2 separate regions of the Mus musculus genome follow, and region 2 is linked to region 1. The links are chromatin loops, found by intact Hi-C in ENCODE. Cell type or tissue: heart. All regions are shown on one strand. Links, peaks and the distances in the headings refer to the core of each region. The heading gives the core; the rest is flanking DNA. Region 1 holds the start of St3gal2 (ST3 beta-galactoside alpha-2,3-sialyltransferase 2). Region 2 holds the start of Ddx19a (DEAD box helicase 19a).

Evidence for each region. Hi-C counts contacts between places; a loop is a spot of excess contacts. Peaks named below come from ENCODE experiments on the same cell type or tissue, not always from the same donor. Only the 100,000 strongest peaks of a DNase experiment are listed, where the experiment ranks them.
Region 2: a loop joins it to region 1, with 2.3 times the contacts of the local background. A loop is called at or near these places in 1 of 42 quality-filtered maps.

What each region holds. Positions count from the first base shown.
Region 1 is chr8:110,918,077-110,922,461 of GRCm38, reverse strand. St3gal2 (ST3 beta-galactoside alpha-2,3-sialyltransferase 2) reads right to left here and starts at 2,597. Exons shown (of 7, transcript NM_009179.3): 1 at 2,357-2,597. In heart, for the core only: no CTCF peak of the experiment used is centred there; DNase peaks (open chromatin) are centred at 881 and 2,711; H3K4me3 peaks cover 3,035 bases; H3K27ac peaks cover 3,003 bases.
Region 2 is chr8:110,995,681-111,000,065 of GRCm38, reverse strand. It overlaps Ddx19a (DEAD box helicase 19a), which reads left to right and starts at 2,243. Exons shown (of 12, transcript NM_007916.2): 1 at 2,243-2,399. The coding sequence starts at 2,343. Gm51551 (a long non-coding RNA gene) reads right to left here. Exons shown (of 3, transcript XR_003947457.1): 3 at 3,610-4,123. In heart, for the core only: a CTCF peak has its summit at 1,693 (motif pointing right); a DNase peak (open chromatin) is centred at 2,245; H3K4me3 peaks cover 1,839 bases; H3K27ac peaks cover 1,260 bases.

The DNA of each region.
Region 1 (4,385 bases), core at 304-4,303:
AGAAGAAGAAGAAGAAGAAGAAGAACAACAACAACAACAACAACAACAACAACAACAACTACTACTACTACTCAGTGGTTAAGAGAGCCTGCTGCTTTTGCAGAGGACCAACTTTAGTTCCCAGCACCCACATCAGGTGCCTTACAACCACCGGAAACTCCCGTTCCTACGCATGTGAACACCCTCTTCTGGCACCCACCCGCGCATGATCAGACACACACATAGAAAAATGAGACAAGCCTTTGAGAAAAAGAACTCAACCTAAGGAAAGAACCAAGCTGCCTTGCTTCCCCCACACCCTGAACCAGAACGGTAAGCTGACGCCAGGCTTAAAGGGAGAGCTCAAACAGGGATACATATGAGGGCACAAAAGACAGAGCTGTGCATGCTGTGGCCTGTGTGTTGAGGTCAAAGGGCAACGTTTATGGGGTCAAGTCTCTCCTTCCAATTTATTTGGGTCCCAGGGGTTGAACTCAGGTCTCCAGTCTTGTTTGGTGAGTACATCTCAAAGACACCCCCCTTTTGGTGACAAGATCTTATTACATAGCCTAGGGTCCCTTGAAATGGTAATCCTCTAGTTATCCTGAATGCTGCTGGCATAACAGGTGTGGCCACCCTGCCTGATTCAGGGTGACTCTTACAGGCTTCAAAACTAGTTCTATCTTTTTGGGCTCTCAAAGTGACTAGGGCTTATCAGCAGGCCACAGAACTCTACAGTGGTCTCTGGGGGCACCGACACTCCCACAGGCCCCTGGCAAGCTTGCACATTTGGATATAAACATTCACGCAGTTGGCCTCCTGGCCTCCCTTCTCCAATCTCAAGTTACAAGGTTAAAAGCATCCTACTCACAGCCAAGGGGGGCAGGGAGCATGGGCGGGACCTCGTGGAAGCAGACAACCATCTGGTTCAGATCAAGACTGCTCACTCAGGACCCTTACAAACTTCTGAAGAATCTCCTCCTTCCTGGATGGCTCACAGGGTTTCCCTCCCTCCCTTCCCCACTGGGAGACTGGGAGACAGGGGAAGAAAGTGTGACCCAAAGGAAAATCCGGCTGAAGGAAGACAAACAGAAAGCAAACAAACAAAAACTGAATTATGCAGTCAAGTCTGTGTACCCTCCATCCCTCTTCAACTCAGAATCACCACAACTAAACAAGAGATCACCGCCTGTAGGCACCGTACCTTCTTCCACAAAGCACTCAGGCAGGCATCCCCCACACCATCCCCCAGAAGGGGCAACCCTCCTCCAAAGTTAGCAGCAGGAGTCAGATTAGCTTAGAATGATGACCAGAGTCCTTCAATGTCACCATCTTCATAGAGGTAAACGGTCCCTTCCAACCCACACTTCTGAGCCCACCAAGCATGAGGACGGGATGGCCAAACAGTTTCTAGACATTTGTAGACAGGAGTATGGGTTACTGACAAGGAATGACTGACTACTTCCCAGGGGTCCCAGGGGTCCCTGAATTATTCTTAGTACACAGATGAAAAACAAGAGGCAACATGGGAGGAGATGGATGCAGTTGGCAAGAGAGAAGCAGAAAGGCTAACTTGAACGAGCAGCAAAAGGACTGAGACTCCTTTCCAGGTGGAGGGCTGTGCAAAGCAGGGACAACAGAAGTAGTGGAAGAACTAAACAGGGAACACTGGAGCTGTATATGGGGCTGGGAAGTTTGATTCAGTCACAGGGGCATGACTGGAGGGAAGTAACGTGTCTTATATGGCAAAGGATGGAAGGAACAAGAGGGACAAGGGACAGTGCTCAGGCCAGCGTCCAGAGAGGACGGGCACACCATGACCAAGTTTCCGGTGGGTTCATGCCTCAGTTTTTCCAAAGTAGGAAGGGGATCAAGCTGTCAGGTCTTATTAGAGAGAACTAGGCCACAGAGTGTGGCTAGGGGTCAGTGCCAGGTGGGGGAAAGGCCGAAGGGTAGAGGAAAGAAGTGAAGATGGTGCAGACAGCTTGTGACCAGGAGAAGTGGGGCAGGGGATTCCGGATGGAGCAGGTTCCCAAGCGCCCTAGGGCTGGAAGTACCAACACCTGGGGTGTGGAAGTGTGGACGAGGACAGAGAACTCCAAAGGCTGAGGCTGGGGGCTGCCAGCAAGGAGTGTTACAGGAGTGCCTGAAAGACTGGGAGTGGTTAGATATGCAGAAGCAGAAGACGGGGATCCCGATCGAGGCCAAGGCAATCGGACCCCCGCCCACACGGCGCCCAGACCCGAGGGAAGTTGCTGGGCTGGACCCGCTGGATCTGGGCCTCTGGGCCAAGCCCGCTGCCCGCACAGAAGACGGTAGGGGCAGCACGGGGCCCGGGGAGCCCCGCATCCCGCCCTCTCTCATCCCGCCCGCGCACCTCAGTCTGCGCTGGGCGCCGCGCGGGCCATGCTTGCCGCTCCTGCCGCCGCCTCCGCCCGTGCAGAGAGCTGCCGCCGCTGCCGCCGCCGCCGCCGCCGCCGCCGCCTCCCGCGCCTGGACCCGTTAGCTTCACCGCTCTCCAGTCCGCCAGCCTCGGGCCAGTCCCGCCCTTGCCTGGCCCTGCCCTCCCGGAGCGCCGCGGCTGCAGCTCAGCCCGGCCCCTCCCCCCACCCCTACCCAAGCTAAAGGGAAGGGTGGGGGAAGGGGGCGGGTGCCCCCTCCCCATTCACATCCTCCGGGGCTCTCCCCTCCCTCCTGTTCCCCCACCACCACTCGCTCAGGCATGCTGGGATATGTAGTCCAGCCTGGCAGGACCCGCCAGCATCGCTCTGCATATAGGACTATTGCTCCCAGAAAGCAATGCACTCCCATATCTGGGCTCATGGTCTTTGTAGTTCTGTCCGGATTTAGAGGGTTAAGGCACAGCACTAAGGGGCGTATTCTTCAGTTTCACAGCCACGCGACTCTGGGCTGCTGAAGCCTGGGAGGTGCAGTCTGCGGTACCCCAGCCGGGCTTTGGTACCTGGTTCATCAAAGGATGCGAGTAAGCTGAGGATGCCTCTCACACAGGACTGTGATCAACTGCGGCCAAGCCCAGCTCAAGGGAACTGTTTGTACTTGCTCTTGCCAAGAGCCACGACCTGAGCCAGCTGGGTTCATGCCCTGGCCCAGCAAGCTGCAACTGCAGTGAGGGCACTAGGTCCAGGCTGTTGAAAAGAGGGGCACCAGCAGCGATGTGGAAATAGGGTTTGCCACTATGTGACTGGGCACCTCACATTGCAAACTGTCTTGCTTGTAGGCACCCTACAGCCTTTATCCATTAGGGCATCTCTTGACTTCAGACTTCTGACTCTTAGATGCCTATTCTCTAGGGTAACATGCACACATTTTAAATATTTATCCACATCAGTGTTAGGCAATCCTTTCCTCAACTTTCAAACCAAGCTCCAAAACCATTAGGAAGTTCCTAATTGATGACACATTCAGTCTCCAAATGTCTCTGACTGACCAATGATACTCAAACGACTTCTGGTTCATTAGTTCTGGGACCCTAGAATTTTAAGTGTGTTCGTTCTTTCTCTTATTATGTAACCCAAGGTAGTCGTAAATTCCCTTTGTAAGCCAGGCAGGCCCGCCTGGAATCCATGATGGATTCTCTTGCCTTAGCCTCCTGAGGGTTGTTATTATGGACACTGAGCCATCACACCCTGCAATGAATCTTTTGGGTTCAGACTCCATCACAGAAAGCCTGACCTAAGATTGAACTCGAGTAAACTAACAGACCAGTACCTAGCACCGGTTTCCAGGTTACTCCCCAACAAATCTGCACCCCCCAGGTTACAAGCCCGCCCCCTGGCACTTCACTTTCTAACAACCACCAATCAGGAGGAAAGCAGAAGTTAAGTTTATGGTTTGACTTCCAGCATTAAAGGCCATCATTCCGCCCGTCGTCCCTCCCCCGCCCCCCCCAATCAGATGTGTACCAGACTAGAGACCCACTTCTTGCCTCTAAAAATGCTTGCCTGAAACTAGGTTCAGGGCTCCACTTTCCTACTGTGTCAGCGTTGGTAAGAGACAGGGGGGGGGGGGGAGCTCAAGCTTAAATAAAGAGACTCTAATGCGATTGCATCTGATTTGGCTCCTTGATAGTCTTTTCGGGATTCACGAATGCTTCCTGGCACAACACTACAGCTCAGGAGAATCTCACAGACCAAAACCCTACTTCTTTACGATGCAGTCATCAGGAAGGCTAGGCATTCTATCTCCAAGCCTCTACGAGAAGCTAAATTCTAACTTCATTGTCAGCTGACATACCAAGAAGCCAGGCGTGACACCTACGCATTCCCCCTCCTTTTAAAGCACAGCTGCACAAATGCAAGCTAGGTTCTTCTCTTCCTCGATTCTTTTTTTTTTTAAAGATTTATTTGTTTGTTTTATGTATGTGAGTACACTGTAGCTGTGCAGAT
Region 2 (4,385 bases), core at 114-4,113, 78 kb before region 1:
TCATTTGGGCTTTCAGCCAACACCGCCAGAAATCAACCTCATAGTGGATGCAGGTGGTATGAAAGAATTTTTTTAATTCATTAAATGCAGGAGTCGTGGTACATGCCTGTAATCCCAGCACTCGGGAGGCAGAAGTAGCAGAATTTCTGAAAGTTCAAAACTATCCTGTTCTACATTGAGAGTTCCAGGCCAGAAGGAAGGAAGGAGGAAGGAAGAAAAGGTTAGGAAAGGAAGCAAGCCAGATGGGTGTGAGAAGGCTCGGCTGATTCCATGACAAGCTTCAGATTGGCAGTTAAGGAGACGAGGTCTAAATCTCTGTCTCCAAGAACTGGGCAATTCCAGGCAAGTCCAGGCCTCACAAGCTGCCCTGCCACCTGGCCTGAGGCAAGGACAATGGGTCAGCAGCAGTTTCCAGACTTCCTCAGCCCCCCACACCCTGGTAATAGAATAGAGATGAACCCAACAGATTAACATAGAGGTCACCTTAACCCAGGATTCCCTAATATGCTTTAAATCAGGCCTGCAAGCTCACTTGGGTCTCTTTTCTCTCTCTCTCTCTCTCTCTCTCTCTCTCTCTCTCTCTCTCTCTCTCTCTCTCTCTCTCGGTCATGGGGAGACCCAAGCATGCTGAACTTGTACAGAATAAAGAACACTTTGCATTTACAATCTATTTGAGTTGGTGTGTGTGTGTGTGTCATTCTTCAGCAAATTATGGACCCTTAGAGTGGTGATGGTGCCTAACTTTAATCCCAGCACTCGGGAGGCAGAGGTAGGCAGATCTCTGAGTTCAAGGCCAGCCTGGTCTACAGAATGAGTTCAAGAACAATCGAGAGCTACACAGAGAAACCCTGTCTTCACAAACCAAACCAAACCAAACCAAACCAAACCTAAATATCTTGCAAACCTAAGACAAGTCAAAACTTGAACTTCTTAATTGTTGTCAGACACTATGTCTTCTCTAAGAAGTATGTCCCAGCAGATACATGAAGAAATAGCCATGTTCTTGGTACTAGAATAGGTATGCTTGGTAGTGCAATTTCAAGAGGACAATGGGCAGTTAGACTCAAAATATATGCATTTTGAGACTAGGTCTCCTGTAGCAGAGACTGGCCTTGCACTCTCAATCTTCCTCCTACACCTCCCAAGTACTGGAGTTAAAAGTGTTCACTACCATTCCATTAAAATTTTGCACTATTTTAAGAGCATCCTTTTTGTGAAGTGCCTAAGTCATTCAAACAGCTTTACACAACTATCATGACTTAAAATGTATCCCAACAGAGGGAAAGTACTTCTCTTATCCCAGTATTTGGGAGGCAGAAAAAAAAAAAAAAAAGCCACGGGATACATGAAATTCTTGACTCAAAAAAAAAAACAAAAAAAAAAAAACAAAACTAAATACATATCCACACACATAGGATGTAACTCTGTTTTGTTTGTTTTTAATTGTTTTTTGAGACAGGGTTTCCTCTGTGTAGCCCTAGTTGTTCTGGAATTTGCTCTAGTGGCCTCTGCCTCCCAAATTCTGAGATTAAAGGCCTGTGCCACCTATGCTCAGATCATTTCATTCTTAGTTGTATGTATATGCATGTGTGTCTGCGACTGCAAAGGCCACTAGAGAGCGTTCTATTTTTTTAAAAAATATTTATTATTTATATGTAACTACACTGTAGCTGTCTTCAGACACACCAGTAGAGGGTGTCAGATGTCATTACGGTTGGTTGTAAGCCACCTTGTGGTTGCTGGGATTTGAACTCAGGACCTTCGGAAGAACAGTCAGTGCTCTTAACCGCTGAGCCATCTCGAGAGAGAGCGTTCGATCCCTTGTAATCTAGGTGTTGGAGATTATTAAGGAGGAAACCGAGTTCAAGGTAGCCTTGTTTTAAAACAAGATACCTAGTTTCAAAACCAAAAAATGGGTAAGTATTTTGGTTATGAAATGAAGCGATTGGGCGAGTACTAAGTAACTCTGCAGAGCTCTAGGACGTTAACTCAATTAGATCGCACCTAGCGAGATGGAATTTTTTTTTTTTTTCCTCCTCTTTTTAGCATTTCGAGACAGGGTTTCTCTGTGTGGCCCTGGCCGTCCTGGAACTCTCTCAGTAGATCAGGCTGGCCTCAAATTAAGAAATAAGCGACTCAGGACCTTAAAGTGCTAAGCTCCGCATGCTTATCTTCCTGGGGGCGGAGCGTGGGTGGAAGACGGACGCGCGGGGCAGGAACTGACGTCAACTCCGCGCGGGTCTTTTTCCGCTCCGTGTGAGTGGCACTTGGCGCGGGCTTGCGTTCGGCGCTGGTGTTGGCGGGGCGCGGAGCATCTCTGCAGGTCGGCTCGCGTCGGGACCATGGCCACCGACTCATGGGCGCTGGCGGTGGACGAGCAGGAAGCCGCTGTCAAGTCGGTCAGTGGCCTGGTGGGGATTAGGGGACTGAGGCGGACATGGTTTCCAGCACGGGGACCTCAGAGCCGGGCCAGCCCGCGCTCGCTGGAGTTTGCTGTGGGCGATCACTTAGCGCGGCGGATTTGCTCCGACAGCGAAGAAAACCCGCAGCGAGCTTCTTATCCGAGTTTGGACTGAAAAGTTGCTCCCATGGTGACATTGTCTTTATTAAGTGTGTGAGGCCCCAAACTGGCCCTTCTCTTGACCTCTTACAAGAAATGGCAACATAAAATTCTCTCTTTTTTTCGTTGTTGAGGGGTAGTTTTTGAGTGAGTTTATGCTGCCTTTCCCCTAACAGCCCCACATTCATGCTTAACCGCCAAGCGGCAGTTTGTAGCTCGCCAGAATAACGGGTTTTGTTTGTGTTAATGCTTCACTTAGCAACAAATGCAAACTGTCTAGTTGCTATTTTAAGTGTCGTATAGTTTTTGTTAGATTGTTTTTGTGTTTTTGGAGGGGTGCGTTGGTGGGTTCGAGACGGTGTAGCCCAGGTTGGCCTCTGACTTGCTAATTAGCTGAGACTGGCCTTGAGAGCTCTTGCATCCCTATCCCTCCGCCTCCTCTTAAGTGTATGAGTTACAGCTTTGCTGCCTGTGTTTTTGACACAGCCCAACTGGCTTCACTATTTACCTCGGGGTCGCCTCAAATACTTTCTTTTAATATCTTATGTTTTCTATGTGTGTGTATGGGTGTTTTGCCTGTTCGTATCTATGCACCACACTTGAGCCTACATATGTTAGAAGAGGGTTTTAGATCCCCTTGGAACTGGGATTTACAAACTGTTGTGAGCCACCATGTGGCGCTAAGAACCAAACCCTGGCCCTTCCGCAACAGCAGCGAGCTCTCTTAACTCTTAAACCAATTCAGCTGAAGAATGAGCAGTTGATTTTCTTTTTTTTTTTTTTTTTTTTTTTTTTTCCATTTTTTATTAGGTATTTAGCTCATTTACATTTCCAATGCTATACCAAAAGTCCCCCTTACCCACCCACCCCCACTCCCCTACCCACCCACTCCCCCCCTTTGGCCCTGGCGTTCCCCTGTACCGGGGCACACAAAGTCTGCGTGTCCAATGGGCCTCTCTTTCCAGTGATGGCCGACTAGGCCATCTTTTGATACATATGCAGCTAGAGTCAAGAGCTCAGGGGTACTGGTTAGTTCATAATGTTGTTCCACCTATAGGGTTGAAGATCCCTTTAGCTCCTTGGGTACTTTCTCTAGCTCCTCCATTGGGAGCCCTGTGATCCAGCAGTTGATTTTCTTAAGAAGCTCTCCTTATTCTTTGTTTTTAAAAGTTATTTGGATTTGCTTTGTGTATATCCTCGTATTTTGAACATGGATGTGCCGCATTCATGTGTGGAGGTCAGGAGGTAGCTTGTGAGGGTAGGTTCTCTTCCTCCAGTTTGTCAGGCCATCTTATGAACCCCATCTGAAGTTTCAAATCTAGTGATTATTCCTAAGACATAGTGACTGAATTTTTTTTCTTCAATTTAATTCTGTGTGTAGCCCTGGGTATCTTGGAATTTGCTCTGTAGACTCAGAGACGCACCTGCCTCTGCCTCCTGAGTGCTGGGACTACAGGTGTGTGCCACCATGCCTGGTGTAATTACATGTTTTGAGAAGAGGATCTCACTTTGATGTCCAGACTGGCTTCAAACCCCTGGAATCCAGTAATCTTCCTGTCTTACCTGGAATTGCAGGAAAGGACCACCATACTCACATGTTTGGCTTTTAAAAATGTACTATCAAAAACTGGGGAGTTAGTTTTGTAAATCACCCTTGCCTAGCCTGAATAAGGTCCTGGGTTGGAAACCCTAGCACTACAGGGGTTTAAAAAAATGTATGCCCCTAATCTCATTATGAGAGGACTGTCACCACAACTACTTAAACATCCTTGATTTGTTCAAACCATTCTGCTTATCAGGAAGCTGACGTAACCTCCTTGAGATA